Linked DNA regions of Homo sapiens: region 2 is linked to region 1. Evidence: chromatin loops called from intact Hi-C (ENCODE). Cell type or tissue: PC-3. All regions are shown on one strand. Links, peaks and the distances in the headings refer to the core of each region. The heading gives the core; the rest is flanking DNA.

Region 1 (10,500 bases), core at 3,616-6,115:
GCTATAGATTCAATATAATCCAAATAAAAATGCCAGAACGCTTTTTTTCTTTTTTTAGAAATCAACAATCTGTTTCCAAAATTTATATGGAAATACAAAAGCCCGAGAATAGGTAAGACATTCATCAAGAAGATTACAATTGAAGTTTCTACATTACTGGAAACCAAGACTTATTATAAACATACAGTAATTAAGACCAAGAGGTATTGATGCAAGGATAGAAAAATAACAGGCCAGGCACAGTGGCTCATGCCTGTAATCCCAGCACTTTGGGACGCTGAGGCAGGAAGATCATTTGAGCCTAGGAATTCAAGATCAGCCTGGGCAATATGGTGAAATCCTGTCTTTACAAAAAATAAATAAATAAATAAAAAATAAATAAATGCAGGCGTAGTGGCATGTGCCTGTAGTCCTAGCTATTTGGGAGGCTGAGATGGGAGAATTGCTTGAGCACAGGTCAAGGCTGCAGTGCGCCATGATCACACTACTGCATTCCAGCCCGGGTGTGCAGCCAGATTCTGTCTCAAAAAACAAACAAAAAACCCAAAGAGTCCAGAAATAAATCCACACATACATAGACAAAACTGGATTTATGACAAAACTTGAAGCTCAGAGGACAGAGGAAAAAATGGTCTTCATAATTGGTATTAGGGAAATTGGCTATTGGTATTTCTTTTTTTAAAATAAATTTTGGCCCCATCTCATACCATATACAAAAATCAGTTGCAGATGGATTGGTCATCTAAATGTGAAAGGTAAACGAATAAAGTTTCTAGAAGAAAATAGGAAAATATCTTCCTGGTCTTGAGGTGAGAGAAAACTCTTCCTAAACAGGACACTGAAATCCCTAACCATAAAAAAAAAAAACAAAAAAAAACAGATAAGTTGAACTATATTAACATTAGGAACTTTTGTTCATCAAAAACACAATTAAGAGAGTGAAAAGGCAGGCCAAGCGCAGTGGCTCACACCTATAATCCCAACACTTTGGGAGGCCGAGGAGAGTGGATTACCTGAGGTCAGGAGTTCAAGACCAGCCTGGCCAACATGGTGAAACCCTGTCTCTACTAAAAATACAAAAAAATTAGCTGGGTATGGTGGCGGGCGCCTGTAATCCCAGCTACTAGGGAGGCTGAGACGGGAGAATTGCTTGAACCCAGGAGGTGGAGGTTGCAGTGAGCCAAGATTGTGCCATTGCACTCCAGCCTGGGCAACAAGAGCAAAACTCTGTCAAAAAAAAAAAAAGAGTGAAAAGGCAAGCCACACAGTTCAACACTATATTTGTAATACATAAAAATGATAAGGACTTATATTCGTAATATATAAAGAACAGCCACAGATCAGTAAGAAAAAGAACACACACAATGCCCCTAGTATTGGGTGGCATTGGAATGGGCACAGGCATTTTTGGGATCCTGCTAAGAGAAAGTTGAATAGGGATACACTTAATTTGGGTTAGTGAGACGTATCTGTGTGGCTCGCAGTCACTTCTGTGCACAGTTGTTGCCAGCTGTTCTGCTATAAGAATGGGTTCCAGAATGTGCTTGCTTCCCCTGCACAGTGTTCCCAGCATCAAGGCCCAAGGTACAACACTCTTCTAATCACAGGCGTAACATTTTTAGTGGAGAAGCCAGTCTTCAATGACACTGGGTCTAAACAGAAGGTTTCTCCCTCAGGGATATACTCAATAACGCAATGATTATAAATCCAATGCATTGTATTTTTATTTATTTATTTATTTAATCATTTTTTTCTTTGAGACACAGTCTCACTCTGTTGCCCAGGCTGGAGTGCAGTGTCTTGATCACAGCCCATTGCAGCCTTGACCTCCTGGGCTCCAGCCTCAGCCTGCTGAGTAGCTGGGACTACAGGCACGGGCCACCATGCCCAGCTAATTTTTAAATTTTTTTGTAGAAACAAGGTCTCACTATGTTGCCCAGGCTGGTTTTAAACTCCCAGGCTCAAGTGATCCTCTCACCTAAGCCTTCCAAAGTGCTGGGATTACAGGTGTGAGTTACCATGCCTGGACTATTTTTATTTTTTATGACAGTCAAAGTCAAGTGTTTATCAGGATTTCTGAGTTTGTAGGACAGAAGTCTATAGTAGTGCTATATATGGTGAATATGGCTGTGTGAAGTCACATATTTATAAATCCCAACCACTGTGCTAGAAGAAATACTGAATTGACACTCTATAGAAGATATTACAAAACCGTTGACATGCAAAGAGGAAATAGAAAAGTATGAAGTCAAAAAATGAAGGAACTACTTCACCCATTAGAATGGCTATTATCAAAAGACAGAAAATAACAAGTGTTGCTGAGGAGCTGTTAAAATGGGAACACTTGTACATTCCTGGTGTGAATGTAAAATGGTTTAGCCACTGTGGAAAATGGTATGATGATTCTTCAAAAAAATTAAACTTAAAATTACCATGTGATCCAGCAATTCCACTTTGAGGTATACACTCAACTGAAAGCACAGACTCAAATAGATGTTTGTACACCCATGTGTGTATGGCAGCATTATTCACAACAGTGAATAGGTGAAAGCCACTTAAGTGTCCATCAATGGATGAATGAATAAACAACATGTGGAATGTCCATACAATGGAACATTATTCAGCCTGAAAAAGGATGGAAATTCCGATACGTGCTACAATATGAAGAACCTTGAAGATATTAAGTGACGCAAGCCAGTCAGAAAAGGACAAATACTGTATTTGTCCACTCGCACGAGGTAGTAAGGCTTTGGGGAGAAACACAGCAAAATCAGCATAGCCCACCAACTCCACTGCATTGAAACTGCTTCTGCATCTGTCAACCTGACTGCCGGGCACAGCGTGGCAAATCCCGGGCATTCAACAAATATTGTGGACCGCCACTACACTGGGGCCACCAAAGAAATATGATCAAAGCTGCATGAAGCAGTGCATTGAGGATTGACTGCTAATGAGTTTGGCTCATTTAAGACTTAGAGTAGTTACATTCATAGGGACAGAAAGTAGAATGGTGGTTGCCAGGGACTGCAGAATGGGGAGTTGTTCCATGGCTACAGAGTTTCCATTCCACAGGGTGAACAGAGACCTGGAAATGGTTAGTAGTGATGGTCGCACAACAGTGGGAATCTACCTAATACTACAGAACTGGACACTAGAAAACGGTTTAAATGTGTGTGGTTTTTTTGTTTGTTTGTTTTGTTTTTTGAGACAGAGTCATGCTCTGTCAACCAGGCTGGAGCGCAGTGGCTCCATCTCAGCTCACTGCGATCTCCCGGGTTCAAGCAATTCTCCTGCCTCAGCCTCCCAAGCAGCTGGGACTACAGGCACGTGCCACCACGCTCAGCTAATTTTTGTATTTTTAGTAGAGACAGGGTTTCACCAAATTACCCAGGCTGGTCTCGAACTCCTGACCTCATGATCCACCCGCTTCAGCCTCCCAAAGTGCTGGGACTATAGGCGTGAGCCACTGCGCCCAGCCTTGAGCCACCGCGCCCGGCCTGTGACTTTTAATTTTTCCAAATTCATTAGCAGTGGATCCTCAGTGCACTACTTTGTGCAGCCTTGATCATATTTCTTTGGTGGTTCTAGTGTAGTGGTGGTCCACAATATTTGTTGAACGCCCAGGATTTGCCGTACTGTGGAAAGCAGGCGGGCCGACAGACGCAGAAGCAGTTTCAAGGCAGTGGAGTTGGTGGGCTGTGCTGATTTTCCTATGTTTCTCCCCGAAGCCTTAATGGCTAGATCGTAGACCAGGTGGGAAACAAGAAGGGAAATGGGGAGAGTGGAGGGAATCTACTGGGGGATGGGTGAGTGGAGTTGGGGACCGGTGGAGGATGTAAAGAGAATCCAAGCGGAAAAGAGTGAAGCCCCCTGGTGGACAGAGGTGGTAGGGGTTGTGAGGAGCAGCCAGGGCCGTTGTCCAATTCCAAGTTAAATACCCAGGAAATCAGCCAAAAGCTGACTTGCAGGGCTGTGCATCTTAGAAAGTGTTTCAATTGCCACTATCCTTGCCTGGGCCAACTATGGCAATGTATGGACAACAAAGCCCTTTCCCACATAGTATCTGATTTTATTTTATTTCTACTCACTTTTTTCGTACATACTACATTGTTATCTTTTGAGGGTGTGGGTTGTTTTTTTTTTTTCAACTTTTTTTGTTCTGTGGTTGGTACCAAAGTGGTGTTATTATTGATCCCAAATTTTCTTCTGTTTCACATTAGGTCAATGTTAAAACTAGAAACAAGACTGCTGAATATTGTTTTCTAATGTTTATCTTCCATAAATCTAGGTCTTAAAAAACAGAATAATGCGATACTTGGTTTTTAACACAATGTTTGCTTATCAGTATCTAAACATATACACACATGCAATTAAAACTGTATATTCTGTTCGTATCCAGGCTGGCCAACATGGTGAAACTCCATCTCTCCGAAAAATAAAAATTAGCCGGATGTGGTGGCATATGCCTATAATCCCAGCTACTTGGGAGGCTGAGGCAGGAGAATCGCTTGAACCCGGGAGGCAGAGGTTGCAGTGAGCCAAGATTGCACCACTGCACTCCAGCTTGTGCAACAGAGCAAGACTCTGTCTAAAACAAAACAAAACTGTATTCTAAGCTTATTTGGGGAAAATGGACCAATTTTCAAACTAATTGAGGAAATTCAGGAGCATAACGAGTTGGTGGCAATATCATTTATATCAATATAGTCATTTATATCACTATATATGTATTATATCAACATAGTGATTCCAACCCAAACCACTATATTCATTTTCACTTCAGCAACATAGAAATAGCCATTGATCATTTCAATCAGAAAAGATCCTGCTAAATGTGTCCCCTGACTTTGTGAAGATGTGGTGACGTGGCCGTTTCATCCAAGTGTTCTGGTCCAGCCCAGAGGTAGGTGGAGTTAGATTTCTGGAGCCTCGTGGAGGCGTTCTGTGGCTACACAGTGACCCCTACTGCTCATTACGGGAGTGAAGAAAGCCTAGAGCGAAATCAGGAAAACAACGTGCTGATTCCTGAGCCTCAGAAAACTGAGAAGTAGGCAGGGCTATACCATTTTCTCTGCACTTTATGAGCATAATAATTCTTCAAAGGACTGGCTGCATCTACAAATACCTACTAAATGGAAACCGTCAAATCAAATGGGAGGCTCACAGCAGATGCCAACTCCACCGAGCGGATCTGGGCCAGGGTGAGTCCAGGAGAACACCTGGTTGTCGCTGCAGAGGCTGGGCACATGTTTGCTCTGTGGGTCAAGAGCTGATGGAATCAGGAACAGCAGGGAGAAACTGACCCTCCCTTCACCTTTGCCAGGAAGTGACACCTCTTGGCACCAGAATGTCTAGGGCTGGGTTTGGGAACCGGGGTGTGACGCTTCTATTGCTCACCGGCAGATCTTCCACTCCTTTCCAGAAGAGTCACCGGAGATGTGTCAAAGTCTCTATCCCTGGTCCCTGTTGCCAAGTCAGGACTTTGCTGGGCATTCCTAGAGTAGGTGTGGCAGCTCATAGGTCACCTTTGGAGCCAAGGTAAAGATGGCAGCTTGGTCTGACTAAGGAGGAGTCCACAGATGCGGCTCGTCCGCACAGCAGGCAGTGCAAACCCAGGCAGGAGCTCATCATCTTTGTAAGCCTTATTCAATGAGCCCCATTTTATTTTGCTGCTGATTAAAGCTATGTATCATAGAGAGGCATTGCCTGATGTTCAGAGTGCAGGGCCTCTGGGAGCCTGGCATGAAGGGCCCAAGGACAACCAGCTTAGCACTCAAGTATCCACCTGGTACCTGCAAGATGGAACAAGAGAATGTATGAGGAAACCCTCTGAGCTGCACAAATATAGGAACGGTGGGATATACAGACACATACTGTCTTGCTGGTCTGGAAATGGTCCCTGGGATGTGATGGGGAAGGATGGGGTAAATTCAACTGGGATAAATACAACAGAAGTGAGCGCAGAGCCAGAGGCCTGGGGCAGCCAGCTGTTAGCGCTCCTCAGCCTCTCTCCGTCAGAAACTGTCTTCCTGTTCCAGCCAAAGTCTCTGCTACATCTGTGAAGTAGAGGTACTGACAAGCATTTCACCCTGCTGATGTCCTGCCTGGAAGGACCTTACTCTGGAAATAACACACCACCACCAATGCCAACAACCTCATCACTCAGTGCTTTTAGACAGCAGAAAGACAAATAAATTCTACTATTTAGAGAGAGTCTATCGTGTACCAGACCTTGTTCCAAGTACTCCATACTTCTTAGCTTATTTAATTCTTCCAACAGAATTCTTATCCCTATTTTACAGGTGAAGAAACGGAACTGCAGAGAGGTTAAGCCACCTGGGGCAGGAACTAGGATGGAAATCCAGGCAGTCTTGTTGCTGAGACCATCTCCATAATCCTCTGCTAAACTTCTTCCTACCGAGAAAGACATGTTCTGGGAGAGCAAGGGCTAAGAGGCTGCTCCTTGGTGGGTATATTACTGTTCTTTCCACTCTCCATGACCTCTTTTTACGTGTTTGTATGAGTGCTTTATTTCTTGCTGTCATTTTTTGAAATGATGAAGCAAGGTAGCCGTCTGTTAAGGAAAAGCTGGAAGAGTTTTCCATGTGCCTGCTGCTCCGGTCCCGGGTGAGGAGCGCTCCCAAGTGGCTTGTTCAAGGCGGTCTGTTTGCTGACAACATACAATGCAAACAAGGGCTCCGGTGGGGACGTCAGAGGAGCAGCTGCTCGGTGTCTAGGAGAGCTTGAGTGTGGTTTGCAAAGCAAACTGACTCTAATTAGGACAAATACTGTGGTGGCCTGGGACCTCTGAAAGATAAAGCAGCAAGGAAGTATTGACCAGGACGTTTCCATGGGCCGAAGTGCAGAAATAGAGGAGCAGTCCAGGGATGTAAGGGTTGCTCTCTCATTGACTCTAAGTCTACCTGTGTCAATGACTCTGTCTGTGGAGACCCAAGAGGAAGTCAACCTGCAGCCATTTGACACCTTTGGTATTTAAGGGGACAGCTTTGCAGAAGGAAAGGTGAAGGCTACTTAGGAGGAGGCGGCGCTTGATCAAGGTGTTGTTTAAATGTTTTTACCAGTTTAACAACCTCGCAGGTTAACACAGGCCCACATCGCACAGAAGTAAGCTGGCGAAAGGAAATAACACAAGCAAAAGTTGTTTTCAGAGAGAGAGGAAGGGAAAAAGTCTCAATGTCCTTTCCCCTACAGTGCTTCCTGGACTTTAACATTCATGCCTATCATCTGGGATCAAGGCAAGGAGATCCAGGTTTGAGCCTGGACATTGCCAGCCTTTAGCTGTGCATCTTGGGCAAATCACTCAGCTCTGTGGGACATCAATTTCCTCATACAATTGGCACCTACCTCATAGGGTTGTGGTAGAGACTGAATGAAACGGTGTAAGCAAAAGAGCACAGGGGCTGGCACAGAGTGAACGTCAGCAGCTAATTTTGTTTTCATCATTAGCAGCTAATTTTGTTTTCATCATTACTATTGACAAGCATTCATTGAACAAGTACTCACCTGTGCTGTAGTAGATGATCTTGGTTCCCACCTCCCCCCCCCCCCCCCCGCCAGGTGTGTGAGTGCCGGCTGCAGACACAGCTGCCGACTTCCCAGAGAGCTGCCCTCTGCAAAGGGCATTGTACCACCTGGCTATGCCTGGAAGGTTGTACCCAATGACTGACTCATACAGGTGCAAAAACCTGGCCCCCAACGCATGGCGGGACAACTCTGTGGTGCATTCAGGTACCAGAACTCTTCAGGGGAATCAGGTCAGGTTAGACTCATCTGAAGCCACAATTTTGCTTAGCTTTTCCCTGGATAACTTCCCTCTCCTCCCTGCAGATTCCCCCTGAGTGCCCGCCCTCCAGCCCTCACTCCAGTGAGGGGCCTGACCTGAAACAGCTGTCTGCCCTTGCCAGGCTCAGAGGTGAGTGGTGAAGAAGCAGTTGCCCCTGCCCAAAATGAGCCTATGCTCTGCTGGGGGAGACTGATCAGTAAAGGGACAATTTTTTGTCATAAGGAATTCCATGGAGGTAACTGAGGTGGCACCAAAGCTCATAGGATGCTACTGCAGGAAGCAACAGCTAAATCAGGCCTTCTTGGGTGGGGAGGACTGGCCAGGCAAGCAAGGGTGAAGGGTACGGGCAGAGAGAGCACCACCTGCAAGGCTCAGAGAGGGCAGGATGGGTTTTCAGACTTGAAGGGGTCACTTAGAGGCCCCAGGACTAAGGAAAGGGTTTGCCGCCAGAACCTTTTCTTTCCGTGGACCACAGAGGTGACCCCTGGGCAGAATCTCCATGGCAACAGCCCACATTCCCTGAGGCTGACTTTTGGGCTGATGCTGTTGGGATAACGTAGAGCAGCAACCTTCAAACAGATTAATTCCTTCCCCATGGATGGCTTGGTCTGGTCGGAGCCTCAGTTGCAGGTGGACTCAGTCCTCCTTCCCACACTCAGCAGAAGGAACACGGCTACCGTCACAGCATGACAAATACTATACGATTCTGCTCATGGCAAATACTATGCAATTCCACTCATGGCAAATACTATGCAAACCCGCTCATGACAAATACTGTGTGATTCTACTCATGACAAATACTATGTGAATCCATTCACGACAAACACTATGCGATTTCACTCACAGCAAACACTATGCGATTTCACTCACAGCAAACACTATGCGATTCCACTCATGACAAATACGATGTGATTCCACTCATGACAAATACTATGTGAATCTATTCACAACAAACACTATGTGATGCCGCTCGCGGCAAACACTATGCGATTTCGCTCACGGCAAACACTATGCGATGCTGCTCACGGCAAATACTATGCGATTTCACTCACAGCAAACACTATGCGAATCCATTCATGAAAAATATGATGTGATTCCACTCGTGGCAAATACTATGCAAATCTGCTCATGACAAATACTATGCGAATCCATTCATGACAAACACTATGCGATTCCGCTCACGGCAAACACTATGTGATTCCGCTCACAGCAAACACTATGCAAATCCACTCATGACAAATATGATGTGATTCTGCTCATGACAAATGCGATGCGATTCTGCTCATGACAAATACTGTGCAAATCGGCTCGTGACAAATGCTATGCAAATCAGCTCACAATAAACATTATGTGAATCTGCTCATGACAAACACTATGCAATTATGCTCATGACAAACACTATGTGATTCTGCTCATGACAAAAAACTATGCAAATCTGCTCATAACAAACTCTATGCAATTCCGTTCATGACAAACACTATGGGAATCTGCTCATGTGAGGCATCTAGCAACAGATTCACAGACAGGAAGTGGGACGGTGGTGACCAGGGGCAGGGGGGCGGGGGTTGTTGTTTAATGGGTGCAGTTTCAATTTGGGTAGATGTAAAAAATTCTGGAGGTGGATGGTGGTGATGGTTGCACAACAGTGCCAATGTCCTTAATGCCACTTTAAAATGGTTAAGATGGTGACCTTTATGTTATGTATATTTTACTGCAATAAAAAAAAAAATCTCTATTGTGGTGCTGACGCTTGCCCAGCAATGTGACCCTAACTGTATCTGTGATGATTCTTCTGCCCCAGGAAGCTCTTTGTGGCATCTCTGTCCTCCTCATCATTTTTTGTTTTGGTTTGCTTTGGGTTTTTTTGGGGGGGGAGGGGCGGGGTTTGTTTTGTTTTGTTTTTTTTTACAATAGAACAGAACTGAAAGCCATAAGAAAAACACTAACAGAGATTCTTGGTCCTAGTTTGGGTTCACAGAACAGTGATGTCATTTTAAGAGCTTCCTATGTCACAGCCAGAATAGAAATGACAACTCCAGCATCCGCATGTGTCTTCCCCGCCTCGCCCTCCATGTGAGTTCTGTTGTGGACCAGTCACTTCTTACTGGCCACAGTTTCACAGGAGGTACTCAGGGGATGTTCTGGAAGGAGGAAAGTGGGGAAGGGATGGATGGCTCTTAGACCCTCCGGTGCCTTAGAACCCCTCCTTGTTCAGATAAAGAGAAGTTTGCAAGAGCCAGGGAGGTGAAGTCCAAAGTCACTCTCTTTGCTTTTGTAAGTAAGCGGTGACCCTGGCTGGGGTCAGAATCAGGTCTCCTGATTCCTAACGCAAGACTACTCCCACTGAGTTATCCTAAAACTTGACAGTCCAGACGCCATTTGATGACTTTAGTTGTCTAATTAACTCCCACCTGGAATAACTAAACTTTTGTGTTTCTCTTATTTGTTTCTTTGATACCTAGTGTTTGCCCAGCTAAAGTAAACTTTTCAAAGATATGGAGCGGGGTGAGAGGACTTGTTTTTTATACCCTGATAAGTGTAAGAGGGTGCCTAGGTCTCTACAAAGTCCATTTGACTAACAAATTGAGGGTTCATGAATCTACATTAGACTCCCAAACTGCCTCCCTTGTGTTGGGCCCAAAGGAAAAAAGAAACAAAAATGTATTGAGCACTACCGAGTGCCGGCCCTGTGACAG
Region 2 (9,176 bases), core at 1,853-4,352, 290 kb before region 1:
CCATAGCTTTTTGCTTATATTTCTTACAGGCTGTTTTCTAACATGAGATAAAACAAAAAATTATGTCAAGTTGCATTTGTGTTTAAGTCTTAATGGTTTCTAGTGGAAGCATGGAACGCAGTTCCTAAAATTTAGGGCTATTTGCACTTCTTTCTTTACCTATTGAAAGTTAAAGACTCACTCCAAACATCTTAGTTTGCAGATGAAAAAATGCAGTCCAGAAAAGTGACCCAGATAAGGCCTGAAGCTAGCCAGAAGCAGAGGCAGGACTAAGATTCAGTTTCTCTAACCTCTATCCCAGGCTTTGTGATCTCTAAATATAGTTACAATGGAGATCAGATAGTAACACAGGCGGATGGGAGCTCTTGGCAGCGCCAGTATGTTAACCACAGAAACAGGAGGTGGCTGGTGAATGTATCTCATGACCAATCCCTCCCCTAACATCTACTGTATACATAGGGAATAAAAAATAGATAATTTTCTCTTGACATTTTTAGACTGGAAATTATGGCTGCTCTTGATAGAAGCCTAAAGATTCCAATAAACTTTTCTGAAATAGAACAGTGCTTTTAAAAGGGAAAATGGTTTTGTAGGCCACTGTCGTTTAACACAACTTAAGAAAGGTAAGTATAGTTAGGCTAAAAAGCTTCCCTTAATTTTGAGTACAAAAATGTGTTCATTTCAGTCATTCCCTTTTAAAGGATAATGAACTTGTCTGTGTGTTATAAATACAGAATGCAAGGCTGGGTGCAGTGGCCCACGCCTGTAATCCCAGCACTTTGGCAGGCCGAGGCGGGCAGATCACCGGAGCTCAGGAGTTCGAAACCAGCCTGGGCAACGTGGCGAAACCCTCTCTCTACTAAAAATACAAAAATGAGCTGCACATGTTGGCGCACACCTGCAATCCCAGCTACTCAGGAGGCTGAGGCAGGAGAATCGCTTGAACCCAGGAGGCGGAGGTTGCAGTGGGCCGAGATACGTGCCATCACACTACAGCCTGGGGGAAAAGAGCGAGACTCCTTCTCAAACAAAATAAATGAATAAATAATGAATAAATACAGAATGCATACACAAATGACACAATTCAGCTTTATTTTTACTTAATTATAACAATTTTTAAAAACTCCATGACTTTGTGCTATTTCTAATATTTAAATAAAAAACATTTCAAATTTTGCACAAATAATTTAGGCCAATACATAACTAGATTTGAATAAAGTCAGATGAAGCAATAATTCCTCCTCTGTGTTTGAAAGGAATGAGTGTGGTTACAAAGTCACAGGATGAGTCCCTGGGATCTGGGGTGGGAGAAGGGGTGGATCAAGAATGACTTGGGCTTGTCACTCCCTAGCAGGCTGAGGGCGTGACACAGCAGCTCGGTGGCGGAGAGGTCTATTCTAGTTTCTAACACTCCAATGCTAACTTTTTGGATGTATTTCCTTCTAGCATGTAGAAAGGGCTTTTCTTGGCTGCCAGGAAGTAGGGAGCAGGGATGTGGCATGGTGATGATCTGAGGACAGCCAGGCATATGCTCAGACACTTTGGAAAACTGGGGAGGGGGAACAGGGAGACAGAATCTTCATCTTCTTCCTTTTGTGAACTGGGGAGGAGGGTGCTTGGTGACATTTTCCTGAGTATAAAGAAGGAATACAGGTTTGAAAGGTTTGTAATTGTATATGAAAACAGGTATTGAAAACCAATACTGGGGGAAAAAAGGCATTGTAAACACTTCTATTTAAAATGAAGATTTCTGGAACAACTATACTATATAGTGGTATCACAAGTCTTTAGCTGGTAAGATCTAGCACTGAAACAACTCTTAATTTTTAACTTGTGAGGGTTCTTTTTAAAGCACCACTTAAGACCTATATATTAAAAAAATTAAATATAGAAAGATTGTTCTATCTAATAAATGAGTTTGAGAATGCACAGGAAACAACAAAACCCATTTTTAACCTCTGGTAACTGAAGTGGAGCATTAAATTCAAAGCCACTTTGAGGATTTCCTACATTGTTCACCTAAGGGAAAACAAATGCAGAGCTATCAAAGAGCTTCTCGATAAATTCCCAGACCTTGGAGGGCTACAGCTTTTCATAAATATGGTCACTGGACTGATGATTTCTAAATTTTAAATGTAATACCCCCAAAAAGTAAAATATAGGATTTATAAGTATTTTATTTTTCTGAGAAATGACCAAAAAATTGGAACCAGTTTTAACAATCTCTGAAAACTTTAAATTCTAGACATGTTTATTTTGAAACACACTTCCAAACAAGATAAACAACAATATGTAAGTCTACTACACTGCAGAAGTAGCTTAAACTTGCCAAGACATCCTCCTTTGCACTTGTTTCCTCAAGAGTTGCTAGGTCATTTTTTTTGCCTGTGGCCAGCAGCCTCTTTAAAAACAACAAAGGACCTAATGTCAAAGTCACTCTCAGGTGTTTGCCCTGCCAGCTCAGGCCTTCTCCGCACACCGCACCCCGAAGGAGCACGGAGGCCCGCAGGGCTGGCTGGCCCTGGTTCCAGCCTCACCGCCGGTTGGACCGCTTTTCGTACTTGTCCTGGCTGCTCCGCTTTCGTGGCGGGGAGTAACTGGCGGAACCTCGAGCGCGGAAGCTGTGCTTGTAAGGATGGCTTCTGTGTTTCTTCGGGTTTTCTTCTTTCTGGGCCTGGCTCTTCGCTGGTTCCTTATCGCCCTCTTTTTGTTCATGGTCTTGCTCTTTATGAGAGGGCAATGTGTTTTTAATTGTGTTAATTAGAAATCTTTTATTGGTGCTAGCAAGAGGACACTTCATCCTGGGGTGGGGAGGAGAAAAGAAAAACCATCACAAATCAAATGGTTAACTCCAAAGCTGGACCCACTATCGTGATTAGTACCAAAGAATCCTGCTCCCACAGAATCGAGTTTCTGAATTTGTTAGCTTTCCTTGCATGCCACCTAGTGTAAACTCTGAGTACCAGGGAGGAAAAAAAAAGACGATTGGAATTCTTGAGACAAGACTGGCTGGAACACTTTAAACCTTTCTTCCTTCCTGGGACTAAATTTCCTACTGAAGTTCATATGTACAGGTATTGACCACACTGTGAACTAACAGAATCATTTAATATTTTCTTTCAAACTAGTAAGTGCCCTATTTTACTGTAACTTATTTTGGATTAAATTTATTGCATCTTGCGTTTTATTACCAGACAGTGAAAACTGTTCCTTTCCAAGGAAACTAAAAAGTATATTCTGCTGTATATTAAATACAGGAGCTAAAGGATCTACTATAGAATAAAAAAATTGTGTAAAGAATCCATAAATATGCAATAATCTTTTACTTAAAAAAATTCTTACACTTCTATTTCAGGATGCCAGGCTATGCTCTGTGGAGGAGCACTTTACTCAATCTCCTGCCCTGGTGAATTTCTGTGCAGGATATATTTCAGTACCTTCATGATTCAAGTTTACCTAGGAGAGGCTGCAACCAATCAAATTGCTAATTAATGTGCTTAGATCTACTTATATACTATGTATTATCTTTTTCAGGTGTTAATAAATCTTTCATTTTCAAAAAGATGACCCTATACAAATGAGAACGTTCATATTTCTCTTAGCCTTGAGGTGTCTGCCATATGATGGGCTACTTTAGGAGTATGCTGATTCTCAAAATCATGTTATTCAGGGTGGCTGGTATTAAACAAAAACGAATGTAGAATAGCCACATTTCTATAAAACTTTGATTTACAGAGAACCCCAAACAATACTTCAAAATCAAGCCAACAACACTCCACATAGGAATTGTGTGGACTAGTACTGTACAGGTGAAGTATAAGCAGTCAGGCATTAGCATAGCCTCACTCACAGAGGTCAGACCATCTCAGAAAACCAAAATGGCACTGAATCTGGAAGTAAAAGGAAGAAAAACAAGAAAATACCTCCTGCTGCAAATAGGTAGCTCTTGAGCCTACAAGGACAGAGAAAATATCTGAGAAAAATGGTCAGGCCAGAAAAGTGACAAAGGAATGAACTAGAACAAGGAGAAACTTAGAAAAGGACAGTGGAAAATTAGAAAATTTAAGAAAAGGACAGTGGAGTGCAACAGAAATAGTGGGAACATTCAGAGGTGGTGACAGCTCTGGAGTTTAGAAGCCACAGTGAATGAGACGAAGGGCAAAGAAGAAAGGCAAAAACAAAGAAAAAACAGTTCTGCAAGTACGAACTATAGAGCTTCACAGAGCTTCCAGAAAAGGTACACCAGCATTACGCTGCCTTAGTAGTCTCAAGGTAAAGACATTTCTACCTCCTGGGGGCACGCTGGCATTAGGACATTCCTGTGCGGGAAGACAGGCACGTGATGAGAGGCAAGCCGAGTTCTCCTGCAGGGTCTGACAGGGTACTACTGAATGCAGGCGTTGCTTTGGTGAAGACACTTGACCCACTGCAGTTGCAAACTCAGCAATGATTCAGAACAGTATTAAACACTGGCATGTTCCAAAACAGCATAACACAGACAGCCTACAGGAAAAACTACCCTCCATCACAGAGAGTAAAAAGCTTAGAGGGCCTGTCTTTGGCAATGGTGGCCTGGTGCTTACTACAAGAGCAAAATCTTTTTTATAGACAAATGAACTACATATGTCTCTTGGATATATAGGGCTAGGAGTAGCTGGTGAAACATGTCCAGCAACAGAAGAATTCTGGGGTCTTTTCACTGAAGTGGGCCATCTCAGTGGTGGTAAACTGGCCAGTTCTTCTCTGCATTAAACAACAAGGAAGGGTACTTTTCCCAGACGTGATGGTAATCCAGGATCTCAGAACAAAACCTTTGGTAACTACTGGTGAATTCCACTCTATTTTGCTGTTTTCAATGTCAGATCATCTTTAAAACCAAATGCTTCCTCGAGGTGAGCAAAGCCCTGCTACTAACTGCAGCATTCACGCCAAGAGGCAGAGGGGACTGCACCTATCTTCCAACTGCTAGTGTAACCCACTGACTCAACATAGTGACCCAAAGAGTTAGCCAGAGAATGAGATGGTTTTATAGAATAATTCCACAAGAAAACTGGCATTTACATCTCTTTTAACATCAGAGATGCAGTTTTTTAATGTTGGTTATGCCTGGGATTCTATTCTAGGTAAATAGCCAAGGGTGGCCTGAGGAGATCTTGGTTTACTGGGGTGGGGTGGAGGTGGGGTTTGAAAGTCAGACATCTCCCAGGCATGCCAGTACACATTTTAGAAGTGATGACAAGTGCTCATTCACACTCTACTAATAAATAGGGCAGGGCAATGAGATACAGTAGTTGCAAGCAGATGTGAAGGTACATATAGTAAATCATTTTATATAAAGAAATTCCAAAATCTGCACAGAATAGATCCAAGTCTAAGGACGGCAACATCAAAACCAATGTCTGAGGGAATCAGTGGGGAGAGCTTCTCTGGCCTTTAAGGTAGAAATTAATTTTGCTGAATCTCACAGTTGGTTGTTTCATTGCTAAGAAATCACACTACATGAGACAGTGGCTGGGCACACATGCTCTGGAATCACACTAACAGACTGGACTTTGGGCATGTTATGTAATCTCCCTGCTGCCTCTTAGCTGTTAAGTGGGGATAATAATGGCGACTATCTTAAAGGGTTGCATGCAGATCAAATGAATTAGAACATGTAAAGTACTCAGAACAATGCCTGACACATAAAGGCATTTGGTTAATTTCAGTTTTGGTTCACAGCCTACTATTTAATTAGCTGTGTGATCACAAGCAAGTTACTTAACTCCTCTTTGCATTCGTTTCCCCCACTTGCAAAATGGGAATAACAGACGTATCTACCTTATAAAGTTATTGTGAGGATTTAATGAGATAATGTATAAGGCATTTAGCATGGTATCTGGCATACAGCAAACTGCAACAAATGTTACCTACAGGTCCACAATTTCTTATCCCTAATTCCAAAATTTAAAAACCTATTAAAACCAAGTTATTTTTATGACACCAAAGTTTGTTTGGCAGCAAAACTTGATCTGACCTGACTTTGGGCTATTTATATAGTCTTTATCCCATTTAATATAAACATTCATGTTTTGCTGAAGAAATGATACCATGTTGAACAAGTACAGAGTAGTGGTGGGGGGGGTGTCTAGTACATGCTATCTGTGCTGTAATACCTTTCTAAAATGTAAAAATATCTAAAATTAGAGACTTATTTGGATACAAAGGTTTTAGAAAAAGGATGGTGGACATATATTATTTTACTCTCTCTTCATGAGAAAGAGTACACATAGCTCTCAAATAGGCTAATACATCCGGAATTTTTGCAAGATGGCAACTCAAGATATCCCAAAGCCTCAAATCACCTGTGATAATAAGTTAATCAAGAACAGAGTAGAATCTCTATGAAAGAAAAGATTAAGAAAAAAGTAAGCCATCATTAAAAGTTAATGAGACATTTTACATAAGTTTCCAAAAAAAGGGTTAAAATTTAAAAGTTTTGGTACTTTTAACATGGTTAGATTTGTATTTGTAGAAGTTTCAGATTCCCGGCTATCTCAATTCTCCATTGCCACCGGGATCAAGAGGCTACTACATACTACCTTTGAGCTTATCATTTGTATTTCCAACTGTTCCACAAACCCTCTAGGCCTCTGTCCTCAGACGTAAAACTAACGGTTGAAGTAGGTGGGTGATCTCTAGAGTCCCTTCCAGTTTTAGGATCCTCTGCTCATGCTCTGTACATTAACTCTTTAGAAAAGTTCACTCTTCTCATTCATCACATTAGGAAATTATTTCTTACTGCCATTTCCCGCCTCCCCCGATCTTCCACAGTATTTGAGATGACATGATAAACTGGCATTAGACACTCCACCATTCCTGGCTTTTCTCGTATCAGCTTTAGGGTAACCATCTGAGCCCTGAAATTGAGCATAAGATCATAGGCCACGGCTGCCTGCTGTGTCTGCACTGTCTGTCACTGTCTATGCCCAAAAGGTGTGCTGGGGGAAGGACTGGAGGAGGCCACAGGACAGGGCAGCTGATTTCCTGTCTTAGCTCTGACCTGGGGGGCGACTTTCTCACCCTGGCTAGTTATTTTTATATTTAGTTTATTTTTGTTTCTAGAAAGTTATGCTAGCTCACATGGTAAGAGCCAGATTTAAGGTGCTAACAACATAAATGGATATAAACCCTAAATATCATGAGACTGGTTAAATCTGCTTTGGAAAGTACCCATGACACAATGTCAGATTTGAGATCTGGCATTCTATCCAGGTTAAACTTTAAAAGGAAAGCAATTTCCTTCACTTTGAAACCTGTGGGCTCAGAGGCTGTGATGGAAGGGTTCCACATGCCATGGGAAAGGCTGACTGCTCAAGAATCTGCCACTGGAGAGATGAAGACTCACTGGGGCTAGAATTATAAGCTTTTCATCTTTTTTGTCTCTCTTGCTGAAGGATAGAGGTAGTAGTATCTAACTTTCCACAGATTTAGACCTGCTACCTTTTGCTTCTAAAATATTTCCTGAATAGGACCTATCTGAGAGTGACACAGGATCGCCAGCCAACAGGGTACGTTGAAGACACAATTACCTTGTGCTATTCCATTACCAATGTTGCCTCATTTCATCTCCACAGCCGTCATCCGAAAGGAAAGAAAAGAAAAAAGGTACAGCGCCTATCCACATCCCAAGCTAGTAAGATGCGGAGCCAGACTGGAAGCAGGGAGTCTGGAAAGGGGCAGAGAGAGTGGAGCAGAGAAAGACTCACTGCAGTCCAACCAGATGGCCAATTAACAGAGCAGTCAAGAAAGAAACCGCAGGTGAAAAGCTTGTCAGCACGCTGTGGCTAAGGCTCCTCATCCAGGACAGGCATGAAGCAGCAGATGCACACACAGTGACAGGTCTGCTGAGAACAGCTGGCCACTCAGGAGCCCAGGAGAGTCACCAACACAGCCAAGGACAAAGGTGGAGAGTCCCTTAAACATGCCTGACTCTGAGATGTGTGAAGTCGAACAGGTAGTGGGAAATAAGAATTATTTTTATGGTTAGGGAATAGACACCTTGGAGTCATGGAAGCAAGTTTCCATGCAGTGCACTTCAATGCGTTCTTTTATTCTATGGACAAATCCATTCCCATACTAGCAAATAGCGTATCTTCCATTCTGTACGTGTCTTTGCACTCTCATGGATGTAGGTCTGGAATAATGCATCTAGAAAGACTGAAGCAGAGGCCTAACTCTCCCAACTCTGCATGAAACAAGGGGAATATTTTTTATCTTGATGCTGTGGTTGATTACAACTCATTTTGTTGTTTAATGCTGCCACAACTACCAAAACCACCCATGGTGCTACAGTTTATAATTTGGCAATCAAATGCCTCAGCATGTGGCCACCTGAAAAATGCTTTTTATGGTGTTATAATCCCTATTAGTAAGCTGTTAACCCTTAATTACTGTGTACAACAGTCCTGAGGCTCACAGTGGGTGTTCAATGACTGTCTCCAACATTGTACCTAAAAGTAATAAAAAATCATTGACATGTGTTTGTCTGTATATGTATGTGTGTGTGTGTATGTGTGTGTATATATATATATATATATACACCTGAGATATGCAACGCATTATGCTAAGCACTGTAGCAAAGATACATACCAAGCTATCTGTTTATGTGTCTCTGTCTTTGGAGACTACCAAGAGGAACAGAAGGTAGGGGAAGTCAAAGTTCAGAAGCAGATACGTGAATAGTAACACACTGAGACAGTTTGCAAGGCTATAATCCTCGGCCTCCAGCTCCCTCAGCAACGCAAATCATTTACATAGATATGTGCTCTAACAGTAACACATTCAGGGCTCTCTCATTCACTTTCATAACTGGATATGAAAGGAATGTGGGAAGCAGGGGCAGTAAGCATTGGCATTTCAGCATGTTATCAGACAATAATCCACAGAGAGAAGTGATGCCATACAAGGAGTGTTAAGTGACAGATAGGAAAGCAAAGTTATAGTCCCATCAGCAATTCGCTAGCCAGGGCTTTAGGAAAACTCTTTGGGTTTCATGTTCTATACGTATAAAGGCTTTGGATCTCTGTGGCCTGAAAATATTGCCAAGAGCCTCCTCCACGAATCGTCTGAGATGTGAGCCCTTGCTCCCCTCCTCATTGGTTCTAACACAGTCAGTGTGGCATGCCACACTGTGA

What was found. Peaks named below come from ENCODE experiments on the same cell type or tissue, not always from the same donor. Only the 100,000 strongest peaks of a DNase experiment are listed, where the experiment ranks them.
Region 2: it touches region 1 in a loop (9-fold over the local background); 2 of 110 quality-filtered maps call a loop at or near these places.

What each region holds. Positions count from the first base shown.
Region 1 is chr13:27,369,286-27,379,785 of GRCh38, reverse strand. It overlaps LOC105370126 (a long non-coding RNA gene), which reads left to right and starts at 5,002. Exons shown (of 5, transcript XR_941783.4): 1 at 5,002-5,201; 2 at 6,303-6,466; 3 at 7,849-7,933. RefSeq lists an enhancer at 4,888-6,087. In PC-3, for the core only: CTCF peaks have their summits at 3,653, 3,861 (motif pointing left) and 4,972 (motif pointing left); DNase peaks (open chromatin) are centred at 3,895, 4,945 and 5,415; H3K4me3 peaks cover 854 bases; H3K27ac peaks cover 1,703 bases.
Region 2 is chr13:27,659,311-27,668,486 of GRCh38, reverse strand. It overlaps a transcript of POLR1D not described here. Among named protein-coding and RNA genes, the nearest start is that of POLR1D, 42 kb to the right of the region's middle. In PC-3, for the core only: a CTCF peak has its summit at 2,942 (motif pointing left); no DNase peak of the experiment used is centred there.